Regions from separate parts of the Homo sapiens genome. Here regions 1 and 3 are each linked to region 2. A link is an interaction called in ENCODE POLR2A ChIA-PET data of the cell type or tissue named here. Cell type or tissue: IMR-90. All regions are shown on one strand. Region 1 has its middle 100 kb from the start of FAT1. Region 2 has its middle 16 kb from the start of LINC02374. Region 3 has its middle 65 kb from the start of FAT1.

Region 1 (8,000 bases), 390 kb before region 2:
TCAAACCATTTTTCATCTCTCTCCCTCTTTCCTAGTGTTTAAAGCAGGGTGTCTTGAAGTCAAAATGGAAATTGGTACTTGCCGCCCCCGCTTTGTGGGGGCCATGGATGGAGGGGCTGCAGCAGCTCATGGGATGCTCTCTCTGTCATCAGGCAGCCTCCCGATGGGCTGCCTTCCAGGCTCTGTGCTTCTGAATTCCTCTGCAGCGGTTGGCAGGCAGCCAGTGTGCCATGAAGGATTAGATTCTGTCTCTCTTCCTTTTATACACACCCCAAGAGGATTTCCTTCTTCAACTTTTAAAAGACTGGCTCCAACCAGCAAATCCAACAAGTGGGCCCATTTGTGAATTGAGTATCTTGGGAATTATGCTATACAAATAGGTCACAGTTGAATAACCAGTATGTGCAAATTGATTTTTCTCTTTGGGTGGGGGAAAAACCCTCCTAGTTCTCTCTAGGGAAGATTGTATCACCATATAACAACTGTCACAAGGGCACAAAAATGCATTTTTGAGTATGAATGAGTCATCTGTTTCTCTGGGTGCTTCATTTTTAGTTATAAAGTGCGTTGATCATATTTCAAAAGCCTGCTGTATGTTCTTTAAAGTTAGACCCTTTTCTCCATTTGTGCTGAGCAAGTAAAGATTTCCAGCTTTATTCAGTGTGATTATATATTATGAAACCAAAAGGCTATCAGTTATTCCTATACAAAGGCAGTTTGTTCATTTTTGGTAAATACAGATTTGGGCATGTGCCATTTTCCTATATTGTAATTTTTCATGAAAAGAAGTAAAATTTATGAACAGATTTGTCACATTGAGTTGAATTTACTTAACACATGTATAAAATGTTATGTGGAAAAAAAAACACACTAAAACTCAAAGCGCTTTTTCTATCCTGTTATTCAACAACAATCATCAACACAGAAGACTTATGAGACTAAATGTGTGAGAGTGTCTCCCACACACGAAAGGGTATCTCCCCACACACGAAAGGGTGTCTCCCCACACACGAAAGTGTTTCTCCCACACACGAAAGGGTGTCTCCCCACACACGAAAGGGTATCTGCCCACACACGAAAGGGTGTCTCCCACACACGAAAGGGTGTCTCCCACACACGAAAGGGTTTCTCCCACACACGAAAGGGTGTCTCCCCACACACGAAAGGGTGTCTCCCACACACGAAAGGGTGTCTCCCCACACACGAGAGGGTGTCTCCCCACACACGAAAGGGTGTCTCCCCACACACGAGAGGGTGTCTCCCCACACACGAAAGGGTGTCTCCCACACACGAAAGGGTTTCTCCCACACACGAAAGGGTGTCTCCCCACACACGAAAGGGTTTCTCCCACACACGAAAGGGTATCTCCCCACACACGAAAGTGTTTCTCCCACACACGAAAGGGTGTCTCCCCACACACGAAAGGGTTTCTCCCACACACGAAAGGGTTTCTCCCCACACATGAAGTGGCAGACATCTGCTAAGTGTCCCCTGATTCAACTCAGTTCCAATGCTGTCCACCTGGAGACAGCCTCAGACCCCATAAAGTGAAGGATCCGTGCCACAAGACCGCCCCTGACTTCAGACGCCAATCAGTAAGTGCAAGTGGTTTTCCTTGTACTTCTGAGCCCCCCAGCCCCCCACCCTGGCTATAAATCAGAATTCCCACGACCCCATCCTGTGGTGCAATTAATTTGCTAGGGCTGCTCACAGAACGCAGGGAAATACGTTTACTGGTTACTATAAAGGATATTACAAAGAATACAGATGAAAAGATGCATAGAACGCGGTATGGGGAAAGGGGCTGGAGCGTTCGTGCCCCCCACCCACACTGGCCTGTTACTCTCCAGGAATCTCCATGTTATTCAGCTATCTGGGAGCTCCCTGAACCCTGTCCTTTCGGTGGTTTTGTGGAGACTTCATTGAGTAGGCATGACAGATTAAATCATTGGCCATTGGTGATCTACCTTGGGCCCCTCTCCCCTCCCTGGAGATTGGGGGGTGGGGCTGAAAGTCCCCCCCTCTAATCAGGCTGTGGTCTTTCTGGTGACCAGCCCCATCCTGAAGCTACCTGGGGGCTGCCAGCCCTCACATCACTTTGGAGATTCTAAGAATTTTAGGAGCTGCATGTCAGAAAATGGGATCAAAGAGTAAATACACATCGTGGGTGTCTTTGCTACGAAGTAAGCTCTATGATAACTGGGACAGTGTATATCTTTCTGGCCATTGTATTTTTACAGCTAGATGTATCCAACACATAGTTTATATCATTAAATATTTGTGAAGGAAATGAGTGAATGGAAATAATTGACCTTGCAGGCTGCAGTGACTGAATAACTATTGAAAAAAGGTGGATATATTTACAGAAAATAGTAATTTCATTTTTACAGTGTTTAAGGATGGGAGTCACCTCTGTTGACTAGAGCTTAACTCTGCAGTTTAATTTTTTAAGAAGGTCTATGGAGGTAAGACAATGAATAAAGAACATTAAAGAAAATAGAGCTATATCTGAACAACTTGGGGAAAATTACAATAATGGGGAGGTTGGTGAAGGAGGAAATGCATGTGATTGGCTGAGATAGAGCAGCCTCTTTTACTTAAGGTTGCTTGCCTTTTCTTACTCTCTTTTCTAAAAACAATGTCAAGACTCCCAGCTCAAAATGCTAATTTGCATTTGGTTTGGAAAAATATTCCTATATTTTAAATACATGAATTTCTACAGTAAGAACCATTAGAACATATAGAAATTACAGGCAGATCAGTATTAAGCTTCTGCCACACGGTAACTTTATAGCTGATAATACAAACAAATCAGTGCAACCAAATTTTTTAGGGGAGGAATTTAGTAAACTTTGTTCTCAAGAAATGGGAGCTGTCATTCAGAAGATATTCTGTCAGTTCTCAATTTCCAAATGCTTGTGAATTTTAGTCCCTTTTGTGGTTGTTACTAGTTTCTATCTTTATTGAATTGTGGTTAGAAAACATAGTTTGTGTTACAATAGTTCCTTGCAATTTGTTTTATGGACCAATTTTTGTAAATGTGTCTGAAATGAATGCATATTCTTCAGTTAGATGAAGGAATCTATGTCCATTAGATATCTTCCATATATTTGCTGATATTTTGTTTTTACTTTCACAGAGAGTGGTATATTAAAAATGTCCCACTATAAAGGCAAATTTGCCACTTCTTGTAGTTTTTTTTTTTTTTTTTTTTTTAGCTAAACTATTAGCTGTGTAGATGAGGGAAGCTATAGGCTGCTGGTTGATTGAAGTCTCCAGCAGCTGTGATGTGGGGCCAGCATACACTGGCTTGAAAGGGCTGATTGCACGTCTGTTCCCAACTCTGTGTCTAGAGATTTCACGTCCGAAGCTGGAAATTGCCCCCGGTGGTAGTGTGTACACCATGGAAATCAGCAAGTGTCACAAATCAAGGCTCTTTCCCTCCACCCTTCAGAGCACCAATTCACCAGCACACCAGTGCTTCTGGCATAATAAAGAGATCCTCCTTTTCTCTGAAAATGCTTTTTGCCTTATAAAATACTTTGATATAAAAATAGTTATACAAGATTTCTTCTGATTATTTGCTTGAGTTGAGAGCATGTTTCTCTAGGAAGAATTTGATTTGCTTCTGCCAGATATCTGGATGCACTGTCAAGCAGGATTACTGTTTAAATTTAAAATATCGGTTGATTACCAGAAGTGGTAAAATGAGACAGATGGGAACCAACTAGCAAAGCTGCATATGCATCTCCTACGACCCAGCAGTCTCTCTTGAAAGTGGAAGAGATAGATAGGCACACATATGCTTACCCAAGTCATGGCTGCCTAGATCACAATAGCCCTGCACTGGAAGCTGGCCAAGACCCAGCAACAACGAGGGTAGTCAGAGAAATGATGGTACAAATACTCAGTAGAAGACTGTATAGCAATGAGAATGAAAGAGCATCTACTACACACAGGAATTTGGATGAATTAAACGAATGTAATGTTGAGAAAGAAGCCAGATGCAAGAGAGTAAATATTGCATGACTTCATTGAGATCAAGTTCTTAAACTAGCAAAAATAAAACCTTTGTTGTGCAAAATCAGGATACTGGTTCCCCTTTAAGGAGTAGAGTGGTTAGAAGGGGCTACCCAAAGGGCTTCCAGTATGTTGCTAATGTTTGTTTATTGATATTGGGGTATTCAGTTTGTGAAAATTCATCAACTTGTTCGCTATTATTTTGTGCCCCTTTCTGTATGTGTGTATTGTTCAATCAAAATTGAAATTAAATTAACTTGTGGTCTTTGGGGATTCAATATTAATAATACTTCAGGCTCCAAGCCCACATAAATTCTCAGACCCATCTGAATTCTCTGGCTGTGTACTTTGAGGGGATATTCTTTCTTTCCTCCTGGAACCAAGGTGGGATAGTATAGGTTTACTGCCGTCTAGCTTTACCGAGTGGCGTTCTATCCATCACCTGTCTCACCCTGTCATTAATGCTATAGCTTTCTTGAGTCCTGGTTTTATGCAGGGATCTCAGACCTTGTACAGACATAAAACCAAAATTCAAGGTCACCTGAAATTGGTGGACACACCCAGGTCGACTGTTGGCTTAAATGCTGTTTACCTCCCAGGACTCTGGCTTTTGACTTTGTTTCTGATCTTAAAAGATTTAAAAATTTTTTTATTTTCCTTATTTTTTTCCAAGTTCAATCATTCATTCATAAGAGTGGTGCTAATATTTCATCTACCGCTCTTACGTGTTTTATGACAGGAAGTTTTAGACCTCTTGCTGCAATACTGTGAGATACAGAAGTCTTCCCCCAAGGTTCTTTCTCCCTATATTTTTAGGGGAAGAAGGAAGAAAAAGTGAGAAAGTGAGTCACAATCATTCAGTTTTGCTCATTACTATCGATTCAGTTGGTACAAATTCCGATTATGGTAGAGGCTGATAATACAGGAAGCTGGAAGATAAGAATTGAGTTCAAAGAATGTGGTAAACTTTTGAACTGGTAAAATCCTTTTGATCTGTGTTCTAATGGTCAGTTATCTCATCTGCAAAATGGGAGTGGGGCTAGACTAGCTATTTCCTAACTTTGTCTTTCATGTTCGAAATTAGCAAAGTGATTTTAACAATAGCCTTAGGATCCCATTGAATTTTATCTCCTTTATCTAATAATTAATTAATAAATTAATAATTAAATTGTTTAAGAGTTATAAACTAATAAATTGAGTCATAAATGTTCTCTTATTTGTTCATGTGAAGTAATATCTTCTATTATTATAATTTAGCATTTTATAGTACTTAAAACCATTATTTTGCAGTGTCTATAAAAAGATACTGTTTTTTACTTTGGGAAATGGTGGTGATACAATTTGAGTTGAAATGTAACCATCATCACAGTAGCCTAGGCTGTATTACCAGATTTATGTTTCTCATTTACAAATTGTAAGCACTTTTTCCAGTGTGTGTATGTGTGTGTTCCTATTTATCAAGTTGATACATGAATGATAAACAAATGATTATAGTAATACAGTCATAGAACAATGAAATATCTCAGGAATTTAAGTAAAAATAATTTTTTTAAACTACTAAAGTTGTAAAGGGCATATAGTGAAAGACTCATATAAAAAGAATTAATAAACCCAATTTTTAGAAACTCGGTAACTACCTTTTTTTCCTGCACAAAACAAACATTCCACTCACAGATCTGGGGGCTTCAGTTCCATTATTTTGCTGTTATTTCTTTGAGAGAGTGACTCATGAAATTTCTGCTTCCATCGTACTGAAACTCAGAGTTTTGTGCTGTTTAATGAAGCCTACATACTTCTATAACGTTTTGTTTTACCTTCTTGTCCCTCACTGTTTACCTTGGCTAGTGTGTAAAGCTTTTTAACTTATGGCCATGTAATCAAGTTCATTTTAAGGCTGAGGCAGGTAACAAGTTGCCAGAAATATTATTTTTAAGTGCTTTATAGCAATGATCTAATCATTACCTTTATTATGGCATTTAAAAGATAACATATAGTAAGAATCCAAGCATGGAAATATGAGAGCTCTGGATCCTTACCAGGTGGAACTATATGAAATTGCAGCTCAGAATGGTTGAATATTGTCAGTGATATATAATTCTACCTGATGCTGTCTACATAACTCTGGGCAAGTTTCTTCATGAGCTTCAGTCTTGTCTGCTCTAAGTGAGGATACTGCTCAGAGGACGAGTCTGAGGCATAAACATGGTCATCTATTTTATTGCCTTCAAACCATAAGGCATTATAAATATATATTGCCTGAAAATCATTATGCATTTGGTAAAGTATTGTGGATTCTCACTTGCATTTTCACTTTAATCCCTATGGTATTAGTTTCATCTGGAAATGAGGTTTGGATCAGGAGATAAAGACATGTGAGAATATTGGCAAAGCAGGGGCTAGGATGACACACACATACACACAATCTAGGACATTGAAGAAGTCACCTCTTAGAAAAAAAATTAATAGAATCTGGGAGATTTTACACCCAATTTTAGAAATGACTGGGCTGGTCATTTAGACATTTGCTCTCTTCATTGTCACCACCTCCTCTGCCTTCTCATTCACAGATAAAAAGATAAATCCACTCCTGGATAAAGGAAGTTTCTAAAATGCGCACAATGGAATAAAAATGTTTTCTAAAACTCGCCTATGCAGGGAGTTGCTAGAGGCCGCACTGTCCTCCTGGTGCCCGAGGAAGCCTCTGCCTGTCATCTGGCAATGGTCTATGGTAACACTGCTTACACATGGGCTCTGAAATGCTTACGGATGAGTAGTAAGATTTTCTCATACCATTATAAAAAAACTGAAGCCAAAAATAGAAATTCGAGAGTGCAAGTGGGTCAGTATTTGAAAAAAAAATTATATACACACACACACCAAACTGAAGCAAGCTGTAATCTGTTTGGCAAATGTATTGAACTGCATGTGTTCCCCATACATTAGCAAGTCTGAAACAATACCTCTGTGTTAAACTAAAAGATGGACATCAGGCAAGCAGGCTGCACCTGCCCCTAATGGAGCTGGGGGAAAAGACACATGAGTACAGAAGCTGTTGGGAGTGTTTACGGAATCGGGGGCTGGTGGGCGTCTCTGCAGAAGGAGAGCAGGGCCTGTGAAGCGGGTGCCGTGGAGAAGGGCTGCTGTTGGGATGGAGGCCAGCTGCACGCAGGGTGAGGACAAGAGAATGCTGCTCAGGCTCAGGGAGTTTTAGCTTGTGATGTCACAGCTGGTGTGGGCATCACAGATTCCCAGTTTCATGTCTTTGATAAATAATGGCTCAGTGGTTAGTACCCAGCCAGAGAAATTCAAAATAAACAACGTTTTGCTGCCTGTGACACTTCTTAAGATGACCACCGAAAGCACACTTTTATGTCTCATTCAGCCCGTGCATTGCCTACTAATATGCCTCGTATTAGTCACTGAGAAAAAACTCAAATGGCTTGTAGAATGGACATCTAGGAGTCTTGAATATGTCGTATCGACATTCCTAATAGTTTCATGTCAAAGACTATATATTAATATAACAAAGCACAAAACACATTGGGCTGGAAATGATAGTTGCTTATTTCAACTTGTTCGTATGTCATTATATGGAGTACTGATTGAATATACAGAATTTTGGTTAGCACCTTTCATATTTATCAGTAATATCTTGAACTTCTATTGCCCTTCAAACAAAGATTGTCTTTTAAAAAAGATAAGCAGAGAAGGAATAATATAAATGTGAAATGGGTTTTATGTCTTGTTTACCCTTAACCTAAGTGTCGCATAGGTAGAAACATAGCATTTGGAGTCAGAAAGAGCCAAGTTTGAATTTCAGTGCTACCATTTTATAATGATAATGAAAATAACATTGAGTTAATATTTATTGAATGCTTACTGTATGCAAGGCAGTATGTATAGGGCATTATCTACCGTCATTATCTGTATTATCTATATTCTATTACCTATATTATCTATAATCTTATTGTATTATTATA
Region 2 (8,000 bases):
GGGGTGACAGTGTCATCACATGTGAGAGAGGCTGTGGGGGTGACAGTGTCATCACATGTGAGAGAGGCTGTGGGGGTGACAGTGTCATCACATGTGAGAGAGGCTGTGGGGGTGACAGTGTCATCACATGTGAGAGAGGCTGTGGGGGTGACAGTGTCATCACATGTGTGAGAGGCTGTGGGGGTTCAGGTGTCATCACATGTGAGAGAGGCTGTGGGGGTGACAGTGTCATCACATGTGAGAGAGGCTGTGGGGGTGACAGTGTCATCACATGTGAGAGAGGCTGTGGGGGTTCAGGTGCCACCACATGGGAGACAGGCTGTGGGGGTGACAGTGTCATCACATGTGAGAGAGGCTGTGGGGGTGACAGTGTCATCACATGTGAGAGAGGCTGTGGGGGTGACAGTGTCATCACATGTGTGAGAGGCTGTGGGGGTTCAGGTGTCATCACATGTGAGAGAGGCTGTGGGGGTGACAGTGTCATCACATGTGAGAGAGGCTGTGGGGGTTCAGGTGCCACCACATGGGAGACAGGCTGTGGGGGTGCTGGGTACCACCACATGTGAGAATACAGAAAACACAAAGCCGTCAGCTACGGAGAATTAAAATCAAATTCGCATAGCTCTGTACTCTTTCAGGGGATGATTCTTGGCCTATTTTAAATATTCTGAATTAACTTTTTCATTTCCTACATTTTTTCCCTGACACAAGCACATTCCCTTAGAAAGAGAAGAATCATACCGTATCTCTATGGAGATAAATATATTCCTTGGTTTAAAACAAAATCCTTTCTTTCTTCCTTATTTCCTTCATTTCCTTTCTCTCCCCCTTCCTCCTTCTCCTCCTCTCCATCTCTTTCTTTCTTTCTTTTTTTTTTTTTTTTCTGAGATGGAGTCTTGCTCTGTCGCCCAGGCTAGAGTGCAGTGGCACCATATTGGCTCACTGCAACCTCCGCCTCCCAAGTTTGAGCGATTCTCCTGCCTCAGCCTCAGAGTAGCTGGGATTACAGGCACCTGCCACCGTGCCCGGCTAATTTTTGTATTTTTAGTAGACATAGGGTTTCACCATTTTGGCCAGGCTGGTCTCGAACTCCTGACCTTGTGATCCACCCACCTCGGCCTCCTACAGCGCTGAGATTGCAGGCGTGAGCCACCGCGCCCGGCCTCCATCCCTTTCTTATTATTATTTTAGCTGAGCAGCCCTCAGGCGAGGGTGTCATCTGCGCAGCGGGAGGCAGAGTCTGAGTTAGGTGCATGGTGGAGTCACACTGCCAGCCGCTGTGGACCGTGGGAACGATGCCTGGCAGGGTAAGGGTGGCAGGGGTGCAGCGTGGGCTGTTGGTGATTGGGAGAGGAAAGACGGCATCCACAAAGGGTGTGACGGGGTGATGCCCACGGAGGGTGCTGAGGGAGATGATGGCTTTGACAGGCGTTGAGTACCTTTATTGGTACTCTGGTGCCGAGAATCACCAATATGGAAAAGGAGAAAACTGGGATGAACCCGTTAATGTTGGACTGGAAATGGAAATATCGTGTGGATTTCAATAGAGAGATAAACAGATACTATAATTACATGCAATATAATTCATCTGTTTCCTAGTTCTGTCCTCTGAGAGTCAGAGAGAAGTGACACCTCAAGAGCAGTCGGCACATCTTTTCCGTGGTCTGTAAATGCCATTCTCCACTGAGAGGACTCATGGCTCCTTGGAGAGCTCGCTGAATCCTGAGCTGGGGAACGGAAGGTACAGATGGGCCAGAAACACCTTTTTGTATGGGAAGATAAGAAAATGGTCCCGAAATTATAAAACTATGTTGAGAAGACATTGTCAAATCTGGGATCATTTGATTGTCAAATAAGTAATGACAGTGACAGATTATAACCAGTTGAATAAGATGGGAATCCATGAGTCTATGCAGATATGAATGAATGAATGAGAGAGGTAAAATATTTTCCTTTTATCTCTGATTTAAGCAATTCAGCAAAAACATCAAGGCATGTAAAACATGTGGGTGAAAGTTAGATGAGGTACAAACTACTTGGATAGTCTCAAGGTACCTCTGCACAAAATACTTCCAATTCCAAAGGTAGAAGAGAATAGATTTACTATGAGGGAACCTGGAAGATATGACCTTAATCCAGTGCTCATGTTTAATATCACCAGTAATGGGACAAAGTGCATTTGTTTGCAACCTGAGGGGACACAATGAGGAAAACATGGAATCACTGCTCTGATATTTCTGCTCAAAATGCTCAACTTGCATCTGGACATGAAGAAAAATCACATAAACCTAAATAGGAGGACACAGTACAAAATACCTAGCCTCTAATTTTCAAAAGTTTCAAGTTTACACACCAGTCAGGTAAAGAGGGAGAAGGCATGAATCCAGCCTGAGGGTAACTAAACAGACATGACAACTGTATTAGTCCGATTGTACATGGCTATAAAAAACTCCCTGAGACTGGGTGATTTATAAAGAAAAGAGGTTGAATTGACTCACAGTTCTGCATGGCTGGGGAGGCCTCAAGAGACTTACAATCATGGCGGAGGGGGAAGGGGAAGCAGATGCCTTCATCACATGACAGCAGGAAAGAGAGAGTGAGGGAGGATCTGCCACACTTTTAAAGCTTCAGATCTCATGAGAACTCCCTCCTATCACGAGAACAGCATGAGGGAAACTGCCCCATGATCCAAACATCTCCCGCCAGGTCCTGACACAAAGGGATTACAATTTGAGATGAGATTTGGATGGGGACACAGCCAAACCATATCAACAACTGAATATTAATATAACTGGATTCTTTCTATTGGAAAAATGGTGAAGCTTGAATCAACTATATGGATTAGATGGTAGTAATATACCCATTTGACTTCCTGATTTTGGTGGTTATATTATGGTTATGTAGAACGATGTCCTCATTTATTAGAAATTTATACTAACATATTTGGGAGGTGATGGGGCATAAGGTTGCAACTTAATTTAAAATGATTTTAAAAAGAAAGAACTTCTTGTACTATTATTTTAAATTTTGTAAGTTTAAAATTATTTTAAAATAAAAATGTGAATACATACACAAAGAAGTGCAAACAAAATCGGAAATTTGAACAAGATCTGTGGGTTGTATGAATTTCACATCCTAGCTATAATAGTGTACTATTGTTTTGCAAAATGTTACTATTGAGGAAAATTGGTTAAAGGTATAACAAAACTTGTGTATCATTTCATGCAATTGCATGTGAATCTATAATTAGTTCAAAAAGATTTTAATTATAGAAAATAGTTTTAAAATGTTCGATTTGAGGGAACTAGCATTGAACGAGCAAAGCTTTTCAGTGAATCATCATAACAGTTCTATGACATTTCACATTATTTTATTCAATACACAGACTAAGAACATAAAGGGAGAGAATTTAAGAAATATGCTTAAGACTTGATTGTTATTAACTAGAATGAATGAAATTAGATTAAAAATGTCTGGGTCTACAGATAGAATAAAATATTCCAAATATACTCAATTACCATTACTGATGAAACTAATAAATGCATAATTTTTGTCAAATAAAGTAGATCTAAATTTTTTTAAAAAAAATAGGTACTTAGTTCTCTGTGCAGGTTATGAGGGTAAATAATTTTTATTACTAAGATTCCACAGAACCTAAATTTCAATATGAACCTGAAAATAATATTTTCGTAATTCACCTACAAACAGACCCAACCTCTAAAAGTTCATAAGGAATGACTTTGGTATTTTCTTGGCAGAAATTGCAATTTTATAAATCAAACAGTTAGCAGTTGACATGAAAATACTTAAGAAAAATATAGAAACAGAAATAAGACGTGAGAATAGATGTACTGATTACCTAAGTAGGAGATTCTGTCCTCTAAAATTAGCTCACTTTTAGTGTTGGACACATGTGATAGGCTGAGGGAAAATAGATTCTTCTTTAAGAACATGGAACATCATTAGGCAAATTAAGTTATTGCTGGTTATCTGCTCTCTGAAAAAAAAAAAGGCCCCTATTCTAACACTGGAACTCCAGATGCAGCTCATGGAATCAGCATGTGTTGAACTAAACGTAGAGCACATGACAGGTGAGAGCTGCTGGGAGACGTAGGGAATGGCCACGCGTGGGAGCAAACAATGAGACCAATTCCTCTTTGGCAATAATAAACAGTCTTGTTTGTCTGAGACGCAGTCTCACTCTGTCACCCAGGCTGGAGTGCAGTGGCGCGACCTCGGCTCACTGCAACCTCCGCCTCCCAGGTTCAAGCGATTCTTGAGCCTCAGCCTCCCAAGTAGCTGGGACTACAGGCGCGCACCAGGATGCCCAGCTAAGATTTTTGTATTTTTAGTAAAGGCAGGATTTCACCATGTTGGCCAGGCTGGTCTGGAACTCCTGATCTCAAGTGATCCGCCCACCTCGGCCTCCCAAAGTGCTGGGTTTACAGGCATGAGCCACCGCGCCCGGCCAATAAACAGAGTCTTAAAAATGTAAATTCAAAATCATAGGGAACATATTTCCGACTTATCTCTGGCCGCAGTAAAGAAAACAACGGAGATGGAAAAGCTCAAGAATGCAGTCAGCTTTCTCCATCCACCCTGACATACAGTGTGAAATATGACTGACTGAAGCTCCGCTTTCAAGATAAAGGATGATCGTCACAACGGCTAGTATTTGTGGGCTTCCCGTAGTTGTCTAGAGTTACCAAGTGGCAAGTGGCTGCCGCGAGATGAACGCGGAGTAGCTTGGCCGTAAAGACCATGTTCTCGGTAATTAATTAGTCCTTTGTGAGCAGTTCAGTACAACTTTGAAATGTATTTACAAACTTCAGAAGTTATAACAGATTTTTGGAAAGGACACTATTATTTAAACTGTAAACGGATCTTGCTGGAAATCTATAAAGACAGTTTGGATGTATTTACACTGACATTTAAAAAATATCTTTTTTTTTTTTAACCAAAGGAAATTCTTTATTGTAAATAAGATATAAAGTACAACAAAAGAACTATTGTGCAAATTGTAAGTCATAAGGATTTTTTTAATTAAAACTTTTGTTTTCTAAGGATCCAAGTTTTGATGTCAGAAATCTACACCCAATATACAAAAACAATGTTAAATGGGAAGATATAGTGACATTTTTCATTACATATTTTAAGCAATTTACTTTTGTTTTGCCACTGTGTATATCATCCACTATATAACAGAATAAAAGAGAAATACTGTTAACAAAAGCAAATGTTCTAATAATAATTTTTCTACCCAACTACCTCCACATTCCCAAAAAACTCCTACAAATTAACAGGACAACATTTGTAATTTAATTGCTTTGAAGCATAGCTACGATTTGTTTTTGCATTTTTGTTTTGAAAGTTTAACAAATGACTGTATCTAGGCATTTCATTAGCTTAGAACTTTAGTTTGCCTGCAGTTTCTTGTGCAGATTTGAAAACTGTATACCAGTGTGTTTTCTGTAGACTCTAAGATACACTGCACTTTGTTTAGAAAAAAAATCTGAAGATGAAATATATATTGTAAAGAAGGGATATTAAGAATCTTAGATAACTTCTTGAAAAAGATGGCTTATGTCATCAGTAAAGTACTTTTATGTTATGAGGATATAATGTGTGCTTTATTGAATTACAAAATTAGTGACCATTAAAAAATATCTTTGTGTACTTTGCTGGCTACATCTCAAGGACTTTTTTAAATCTTTTGGGAATTATAGTTCAAATTTCCATATTTTTCTACCAAGTGTAAGGATATAGCTGGGCTATTCTCATATTAACATCCAGACCTCCTAAAAGCATGATTAACTGAGAGATTTAAACCAATGTCCTTTTTCTGCTCTTTTAAGACACAAAAAAACTTGAAAGAACTATATTTAGTGTCTACTAGAATCACTATCCAGTACATTTAAATAATGCACATTTAAATGAATAATATATAATTTAGATCAAAATTTTTTTTTATGTTAAGTGTGATTAAATACATTTCCCCTAATCTTCAATTATTATTCATGTTGATTTGCTCCTTCTTGAGTAAAGCCAGCTCACACCAAATCATTACTGGGTTATCCATGATTTTATGGCACTTGTCACTGGCTCCTCATTTGGGAATTAAGGTACCTTACTCAAGTATCAAAAATTTTACAGCCCTTTCTCTCTATCTTCTGTAGACTTATTATCCCTCTATTAAGAGAGACATAATTAATTTCTCTTAGAAACTCTCAGTACAAAGTCATAACTTACATTCCAAGTTCTAAGCTTTCTCTCCGCTTTGACTAATTTTTATGTTGTAACAAAAACTATGCAGCTGAACAATATAATGGTCTGAAAAAAGTGACAATATTTTTAAAAATTTTATGCAAATGTTATTTGCACAAGAATTTTAAAGTTTTCCTCTTAATGCAGTCCCCAATCAGATATTCCACAAATTGATTTTTACCTTCCTCTCCTATTTAAGAATAGAAATGTCTTAATAAATTGAAGTATGTTAAGACACTGTGAGAGTCTCTTTAAAATTGTTGTGTTCAAGAAAAGGATGGGCCAGGTGTGGTGGCTCACGCCTGGTATCCCAGCAGTTTGGGAGGCCAAGGCAGGCGGATCACTTGAGGTCAGGAGTTCAAGACCAGCCTGGCCAACATGGTGAAACCCATCTCTACTAAAAATACAAAAAAGTAGCCGGGCATGGTGGTGGGCGTCTGTAATCCCAGCTACTCGGGAGGCTGAGGCAGGAGAATTGCTTGAACCCGGGAGGCGGAAGTTGCAGTGAGCCGAGATGACGCCACGGAACTGCAGCCTGGGTGACAGAGTGAGACTCTGTCTCAAAAAAGAAAAAAAAAAACGGTGAAGATAAAATACTTAGGAAAAAAAACTTAGAGATGCTGCTAGACTACTCACTAGATATTATTATACAATTATTGGAAAATAATTTTCAGACTGACAAATGTTGACTATATTTTGCCAACGAATCCAGCTGCAGGGAGAATCCTGACCTGCTGACAACATAGCTTGCAAGTTTACTGCACAGTGCTCCATTTTAGCCCCGCCTCCAGGAGGTGCCGGGTCTTCGGCGATGAAATTATTCAAAAAGTATGTCTGAAATGATTCATTCTTTTCCCCTTTCGTTTGCTTTTGAGGCCCCTTTTCTTAGCAGAGAATTTAGAAAAGTCAGATTGGGATCAGGTACTGTGATGCAAGGGCCTGGTCTCTTCAGTTCTGGTTTAGGCCTTAACAGAAAGGACAAGTAGAATGCTTGAGGCTTTCACAGTCAACCAGTTCAACCAACATTTGGTGACCAGATAGGATTTGAGGGCAGAAGCCCAACCAGGAACAAATAGTTTTATTTGTTAGAGTATAGCCTGCATCCCATCCTTTAGAACTTAAGAATAACCAACAGCTAAGTGGGGAGGTGAGTTAGGTATGGCCGAGGCAAGGGGACAGCATCCAGAGAAGTTAGCCGGGTGTTACCCCAAATCTGGGCCATAGTGGACAGTTTTCCATGTTCAGTGTCATTAGTTGTTTTAATAACAATTGTCATGATTAATGAAAAATCCTTCATTAAGGAAATGCTGAAATGTGTCTTATGATCTTATTCCCCTAGATTTTAGATTGGGATCTCAGGAAGACAAGAGGTCAATATTACTCTGAGCAATTGCCATCCACAGGGAAATGGATACACGAAGGTGATGGGGAGCTGATTCTGGGCTCCTCAACACCAGCAAGTAAAGATAACCCTTCCCCGCATAACGTTAAGTCTCTTCTATTGATAAAGAGTGTGTCAGGGAATTTTAATTATCTATTGCATTAGATACTTATGAAACTTTGTAGAAAAACAAAATACTTGTGCACATGAAAAGAAAAGGTATTTGCATCCTATAAATTTCTATTTTAATTTTTGCTAGTATTCATGTTTGTGTATTTTATACTTTTAATGTGTTGAAACATACATTTTTATTTTGACTTTTGCAATTCATGGTAATATTTATGCTTCCATCTAC
Region 3 (8,000 bases), 430 kb before region 2:
ATGGATGCTGACGTTGATTCCTCAGTGTCTTGGAATTCCATATCTTGTCTATTATGAGAAACTCAGCAATGAGCATGGGAGTGCAGCTATCTCTTCAGCACACTGATCTCATTTCCTTTGAACATATCTCCAGAAGTGGGATGGCCGGATCATATGGTAGCTCTATTTTTAATTTCTTAACGACTTCCATACTGTTTTCCATAATGACTTACTAATTTATATTCATGCCAACAGAATACAAGGATTCTCTTTTCTCTACATCCTCACCAACAATTATCTATTTATTTATTTTTGAGACAGAGTTTCACTCTTGTTGCCCAGGCTGGAGTACAATGGCACAATCTTGGCTCACTGCAACCTCCACCTCCCAGGTTCAAGTGATTCTGCTACCTCAGCTTCCTAAGTAGCTGGGACTACAGGCACCTGCCACCATGCCCAGCTAATTTTGTAGTTTTAGTAGAGATGGGGTTTCACCATGTTGGTCAGGCTGGTCTCAAACTCTTGACCTCTGCCTGCCTCAGCCTCCCAAAAGTGCTGGGATTACAGGCATGAGCCACCGCGCCTCAGCCCACTTATCTTTTTATTAATAATCACTGCCATTCTGACAGGTATGGGGTGATAACTCGTGGTTTTGATTTGCATTTCCCTGATGATTTGTGATGTTGGGCACCTTTCTACATACCTGCTGACCATTTGTATGTCTTATTTTGAGAAATGTCTATTAAGGTCTTTTGCTCACTTTTTATTTGAGTCATTTATTGTTTATTTGTTGTTTTAGTCTGTTCAGGTTGCTCTAACAAAACACCTGAGACTGGGTAATTCTTAAAAAGCAGAAATTGATGTTCTCAGGTTCTGGGGAAGGGAAGTGTTGGCTCAAGGTGCCAGCATTTGGTGTCTTCTGAAGGCTGCTTTCTCTGCTTTCAAGATGGTGCCTTGTTGCTGTGTCCTCTGGAGAAGACAAACTGTGCGTGTGGCAAAAAGTGGAAGGGCAGAAAGGGCTACCTGTTTCCCTCCAGCTCTTTTGAAGGCACTGATCCCACCCAGGAGAGTGGAGGCCTCATGGCCTAATCACTCCTAAAGGCCCCACCTCTTAATACTGTTGCATTGTGGATTCGGTGCCCACATATGAAATGTGGAGGGGCACAGACATTCAAACCACAGCTCTGTTTTCTTGTTTACTTCTTAAAAATGATATTATTACCAATGCTAAGAAAAAATAGCCAGGCCAAAGCAAGGGTTGAGGTGAAGTTAGGTTTAAGCTGAGAGAACAATCTGGAATAGAAGTAAACACTGAGGTGAGTTGGAGCTTGGTACTTAAAAACAATAAAGAAAAATGAAAATGATGCTGGTAGAGAGAATAGCAACATTCAGCTAAAGCTAGGCAAAGCCTTTCTTTCATGCAATATTAAGACTTTTGTATTTGAACCCGTGAATAACTAGAAAGTGTTGACATACTATAGAGGGGAATTGGCTTGCTGAGTTTTGCTTTTTTTTTTTTTTTTTTTTGAGACAGAGTCTTGCTCTGTCACCTAGGCTGGAGTACAGTGGTGCAATCTCGGTTCACTGTAACCTCTGCCTCCTGGGTTCAAGCAGTTCTCCTGCCTCAGCCTCCTGAGTAGCTGAGACTGCAGGCACGCGCCACCAAGTCCGGCTAATTTCTGTATTTTTAGTAGAGATGGGGTTTCATCATGTTGGCCAGGCTGGTCTCGAACTCCTGACCGCAGCTGATCCACCTGCCTTGGCTTCCCAAAGTGCTGGGATTACAGTCATGAGCCACTGCACCCGACCTGAGTTTTGCCTTTTTCAGAAAGAATGTTCTGGATCTTTTGGGTGGAGGCTAACGAGGGCAGAAGATAATATAGAAACAGTAGTTAGAATCTTCCACAGAGGCAAGAGATGATGTTAGTGTGGACTGGGCTTGAAACAGTGGGATAGAGAACTGTAGAATTCTTCAGAATGACAGGACCAAGTGATTGTTTAGATGTGTGTGTAGGAGAAACATGAGTCTGGTGAATAGAAATGAAAGGCCCAGGGTGAATTCCCAGTGCAATAGTAATAGCATTTTGCTGAGATGGGGGACTCAGCCTTTGGGGAGGGTGGACAATGATGAGTTCCATTATTGACATCGTGTTTGAGGGGTCTGCTGGGTATGGCAGAGCAGTCATCCAGTGCACAGCTGGGCATTAGGGCCTAGAAATCAAGACAACTCCAAGAGGAAGACTTGGGGGAGGATGTTTTGGATGTAAAGATCATCAGTGAAGCTATGGGAATGGATGAGATTGTCTCTGGAGAGTGGATAGAGTGAGAAGCACAAAACAGATCTCCTGGATTTTGAACGGAGAAAATACTCAGGTGGCTGGAGGAGAAGAGAGATGTTGAAAAGACAGCTCCAAAAACAGGACAGAGATGTGAGATAGAGTTTCCAGATGAATCATATAATAGTGTCTTGTTGCATGTGAAGGAGTGTGCGCATGTTGCAGATCTCATGAAACAGCAGGTGGTACTGGCCCAGCAGGGCAGAGGAGTTGGCCCCGCCTAGGCAATGTCAGGCAGAATGCAGGTCAAGGCACTTTGTTCCCAGCCATACAGAATCTTCAATACCAAAAGTGCCTCTGCCTATCTTCCATTTCCATCACTAAGGAGACAGGCAGGCCCTCGCTGAGACTGTGAACTCTCTGAACTGCTGGAGTGAATTGTGCCATCCGCCTTTGGCTTGTCCTTTCTGTTTTTTCACCTCCCCTGATATCCCTGCCCCTAGTGCAGCTCCTATTTAATAGTTAGCTACAGAGATTCCTCTCGAGTAAACTAAGACAGGCAATATTTACAGTTATTTACTTTTTTTTTCTTTTGGAGATGGGGTCTCACTTTGTTGCCCAGGCTGCAGAGCAATGACGCGATCTTGGCTCACTGTAACCTCCGCCTCCCGGGTTCAAGTGATTCTCCTGCCTCAGCCTCTCGAGTAGCTGGGATTACAGGCACCCACCACCACCCATGGCTATCTTTTGTATTTTTAGTAGAAATGGGGTTTCACCATGTTGGCCAGGGTGGTCTCGAACTCCCGACTTCAGGTGATCTGCCCACCTTGGCCTCCCAAATTGCTGGGATTACAGGCATGAGCCACTGCACCCGGCCACGTTATTTACTCTTTATAGAAAATGTGCTTATGCCAAAGTGTAATTTTGCAGGTTAAAAAATATTTCTTAAATTTCTTTAGTAATGGAACACCAATATTTATTTTATTTTAAATTTGTAAATGAGAACAGTAGGTTATTGGGACAATGGGGCCTTTGAAAACAATTTACCTTTCAAAGAATGCTCAAGGCATTGGGTAAGAACATATAAAAAATGTCCCTTCCCAGCCTCCCCATTTGCCTAAAGAGGTTGTGGTCTGCATGCAGGCCTGAGGGGCTTAATGCCAGGCTCTTGGCACACATGGCCAGCTGTGGCTACATTTTACAGCCATCCCTTTGCTCTATCCCCTCCTTGCTTCCCCACTTTAGCTCTCCTCATCTTTTCCTCCCACAGGCCATCTCTCTGTCCCAAGATTCCCAGATGCACACTTCAGAGAACATTCTCCTGGAGTTTTACTACTCCTTTGAACCCTGGCTGGAACTTCTCACTCTTCCAGGCTAGGAGGCTGGCCTACTGCTCCAAGGATGCCTGGACTGTGAGAGACAGAGGGAGGCACTGGGCAGAAACGTAATGCCCTTTGTAAAGCTGAGGAATCTCAGGTTAAGATCTGGATATGACAGCTGAAAGGGGAGAGAGGGAATTACAGTTAATGAGAATTGCATCAGAAGATTTTACCTGCTTACATATGGGCAATTTGTGTGTAGGTGGGTAGGTGTGACTGGGGAAAACAGGAGATGAGGTAGGGTGGCTGGGATAGTTGGTGCCAGGTTGTCCAAGATGAATTAAAAAAATGCATGCTTTCAGATTTTACATATTAGCCTGGATTTTGGATATTAGAATATAGAAGAAAAGCAAAACTTCGTTGAAAGTAAAATTGTTTTGTCATTAATGTAAAATCTTTTTAACATATATGCAGAATAATTATATAGATTAATATGTTTTCATATCGTACTATATAGACAAAAACACATATATCTAACATTATATGAGTTGCCTCCATGCACATATTACACCTTTGTTCAATTAAGAAATTTCATATTTGCTGGAACTACTACCTCTTTCTCTGCCTTCCATCGGGAGCTTTCTTGAACTGTCATCTTTAAACACCTGATTTTCAAGGCATTGTCTATGGAAGGCACCAAAGCAAAGGTCCGCCTTCTTTTAACAGGTCTCTAAGGTCCACCTTCTGTTAACAGGTCTATGATCAGACAGTCTGGGTTACTAACAGGCTACTCTGACTTTTTTTTGAAGTTGACTTGCTTGAGAAAGTGATGTTAAAGCTAAAATGAATTATTAAACTCTTTTTTTTTGTAATCTTAAACAACCTAAAAGAGAAATAATTCACAATGTAGAAAGAATGCGGAAGAGATTCCTCAGCTCTACAGAATGGTTGCCATGGAGTGGACCATATTTGCCTTTTGAAAGCCAATCTTTCAATTGCATTCATCTCTGACAATAAATGTAAGGCTTACACCAGTGAAGAGAGTGGAGAGAGAAAAATGAAACCCTTTGCCAGAGCTAGGCTGGACAGCTGCTGGATTTTTGTAAGGGATATAAGAGTTTACAAGAAAGTGCCCCTCAAAGAATGAAATGCTTATATGAACATTCTTTGTCGATGAAACTCTTTAAGAAAGACCCACTGCTAGAATCCTGTAAACTCCATGTGCAGAAACAGATGCAGGCGTAAGTGACACTATTTCAAGTCATCTAATAGATCCTTGAAAGCAAGAACAGTGCAATAAAAAATCTATTTCTATTTTCCTTTATAAATAATTCATTTCTATATTTCTCTTTTCAAATAATGCCATGACTGTCCACAGCCTTGAACCTTCCAACCCCCTGAGAAGACCTGGACTGCTCTCCTTGATGGACTGGTGCTCCTCATTTCCCAGGGACTGGAACTGAAACTATAGCCTGGGTGCTTTGAAACAGGACAGATTTCCAAGCCCCTGTCCAGGATTCTGATTTAGCTGGCCTGGGATGAAAACATGGATCTGCATGTTTAACAAACAAACCAGTGGATTTTTAACATGGGGTTTAGGAAATTATACAAAGTATACACTCTCCTAGGGCTAATCTTGTTATTAATTATTGTCAGTTAAAAGCATTTCTTCACTGGAGATGAGGAAAAAACCCAAACTTAAAGCGTCAATAAAACTTTCAAATAGAAGATTATTTTTAAATGTTTTTCTTCTAAATTTCAAGTCTGCTATTCCAGATCATTCTCATAATCAAAATCATGAAGTCATCAAACAAATAAAATCTCATAATCGAAATTTAATGTTCTTCATTCTACTTAGAATCAGAGAAAGGCTGTGAACAGCAGGTAAGACCTAGTCACTACAGTGTCTCATTGTACCTTCTGGCTCCAGCTCCAGGACTGAACACACACAGCCAATGTTCAGAATTATGATTCTGGAATTCCACAATGTTCTGGCAGTTAAATCATTGTGGGTGTCCTTAATTATTTCTTTAGGCTGAATTCCTAAAAGTGGAATTTCTGGGGCAAAAGCTAATGTTTAATTTAAAGGCTTTTGTTTGTATTGGCAAACCAGAATATTTAATCATGATCATAATAAAACCAAACTTAGGAATGCTTACAGTGCACTGAGCTCTGTGTCTCAGTCTTGATGACAGCATTTCAGATTGAGTGTTATCATCATACCCATTTTAAAGATGGTTAGAAAATAAGGCTTCGTTGGGCATGGTGGCTCATGCCTGGAATCCCAGGACTTTTGGAGGCCAAGGCAGGAGGGCTGCTTGAGCCCAGGAGTTTGAGAGTAACCTGGGCAGCGAGACCTGGTCTCTACAAAAATTAATAAATAATCATAATAATAAAGATAAAGGGGCTTAAAGGACTTAAAATATTGACGAAGGTCATATAACCAGTAAGTAAGAAAACCAGAAGTGGGACTCAGGCCTTCCTGATGCCAAACCCTTGTTGCTAATCAGTAGCTGCCTTTTGAAAGGTTGTGCTAATTGGCACACTCACCAGAAGCATATGAGAATTCCTGTTTCCCCACACCTTAACCAACTTCGGATGGTACTTTTCTTTTTTTTTTTTTTCTTTTTTGAGACGGAGTCTCGCTCTGTCCCCCAGGCTGGACTGCAGTGGCGCCATCTCGGCTCGCTGCAAGCTCCGCCTCCCGGGTTCACGCCATTCTCCTGCCTCAGCCTCCCGAGTAGCTGGGACTACAGGCACCCGCCACCACCCCAGGCTAATTTTTTCTTTTTTTCTTTTTTTTTTTTTTTTTTTTTGGTATTTTTAGTAGAGACGGGGTTTCACCACGTTAGCCAGGATGGTCTCGATCTCCTGACCTTGTGATCTGCCTGCCTCGGCCTCCCAAAGTGCTAGAATTACAGGCGTGATTCAATTTCTACATGGTTCAATTTCTTTTTTTCTGACCCATGAATGTGTGGTATTCCACAATCTAAGTTGTCTGTGGTTAAGTAGGACACTGAAAATTTTTTTAATATGGGTCATTCATGCTTTGAAACACATTATTTCTTCTTTTTTTAAATTTTACTTTAGAAGTGCAGAACGTGTAGATTTGTTACATAGGTATACGTGTGCCATGGTGGTTTGCTGCACCTACAACCTGTCATCTAGGTTTTAAGCCCCTCATGCGTTAGCTATTTGTCCTAATGTTCTCTCTCCCCTAGTTCCCCACTCTCCAACTGGCCCCAGTGTGTGTTGTTCCCCTCACTGTGTCCAAGAAACATATTATTTCTTGAAGCTTTTACATATATCTGAATATTGGAAATTCACACAATTTTCTCCAATCACAGTACATCACTTGTACATAAACTCTACCCTCCAGAAAAGATTTTGCTGTGCAAAGCTATTCTTTGAGGACAGTGTAACGAACTATATTAGCTTAGCTTAGGTCTTAGGTATACTTTACCAAAGACTAAATTTATTCTCTACGTGGTCAGAAATTAGAGTGTCAGGAATCATAATTTTATCTAATTTCCAAAATGAACTAACAATATTTTCAGTAAACTTTATTTCACTACATTTTGATATACATTTACATGTTTATATTTTACAGATAGATGCTAACTGAATTATTTTAAAGACCAGGTATATATTCCTTGAAATAATGTCGGAAACTTTTGACCCAATAGTTCAATTTCTGGATGTCCATTCTAAAAAAATTCAAAATCTAGGCAGACATTTTGATTGTTACTAATGCTATTTGTAACAACGGGAAGCTATGAACTCTGAATACCTGATTGTATGGAAGTATTTAACTATGGTACACTGGAGTATTGAGCTATTGATCCACTTAGAGAATATTTAGAATATAAGCTCCCTGAGGAAGATCATCTTGTATAGTTTGTTCTCTCCCATATCTCCAGTGTGCAAAAGTGTTCATCATGTACATGCACTCCACAAGTACTCGTGGAATTGATGCCCCAAAATAGGGGCTTAGCTCAGGAGGGTTCTTGGCTTTGCTCAGGAAAGAATTCAAGGACATGCCAGTAGTGTTAGCAATCTTTTATTGACTGGTACTGCTCCTAGTGGAGCAGGGCTAACTCATAGGCAGTGGGCCCAGAGTCAGCAACATATGGGCTATTGGCAGCTATATTTACACTCACTTTTACACACTTCAATTCTATGCAAACTCAGGGGCAGGTTAATGCAAATTGAGGAGTGGGTTATTTAGGATGTTCCAGGAAAGGGATGGTAACTTCTTGGTGGTGGCCATGGAAGGGATGGTAACTTCTGGTTTGTTGCCATGGCATTTGTAAACTGTGATGGTGCTGGTGGAAGTATCTTATGCAACTAAGCAATGAGGGCAGCCAGGGATCAGCCTCTCTGCCATCTGTTGGTTTCTGCTGATTTCTTCAGTTTCTCCTCTCTG

What was found. ChIA-PET counts read pairs that join two places held together with the same protein. Peaks named below come from ENCODE experiments on the same cell type or tissue, not always from the same donor. Only the 100,000 strongest peaks of a DNase experiment are listed, where the experiment ranks them.
Region 1: POLR2A ChIA-PET joins it to region 2 with 7 read pairs; 1 of 35 experiments calls an interaction of 5 or more read pairs at or near these places.
Region 3: POLR2A ChIA-PET joins it to region 2 with 5 read pairs; 1 of 35 experiments calls an interaction of 5 or more read pairs at or near these places.

What each region holds. Positions count from the first base shown.
Region 1 is chr4:186,820,303-186,828,302 of GRCh38, forward strand. No RefSeq gene overlaps it. Among named protein-coding and RNA genes, the nearest start is that of FAT1, 100 kb to the left of the region's middle. In IMR-90, no CTCF peak of the experiment used is centred here; DNase peaks (open chromatin) are centred at 199 and 3,939; H3K27ac peaks cover 617 bases.
Region 2 is chr4:187,214,411-187,222,410 of GRCh38, forward strand. No RefSeq gene overlaps it. Among named protein-coding and RNA genes, the nearest start is that of LINC02374, 16 kb to the left of the region's middle. In IMR-90, no CTCF peak of the experiment used is centred here; a DNase peak (open chromatin) is centred at 4,621; H3K4me3 peaks cover 365 bases; H3K27ac peaks cover 556 bases.
Region 3 is chr4:186,785,217-186,793,216 of GRCh38, forward strand. No RefSeq gene overlaps it. Among named protein-coding and RNA genes, the nearest start is that of FAT1, 65 kb to the left of the region's middle. In IMR-90, no CTCF peak of the experiment used is centred here; DNase peaks (open chromatin) are centred at 4,685 and 7,985; H3K27ac peaks cover 1,905 bases.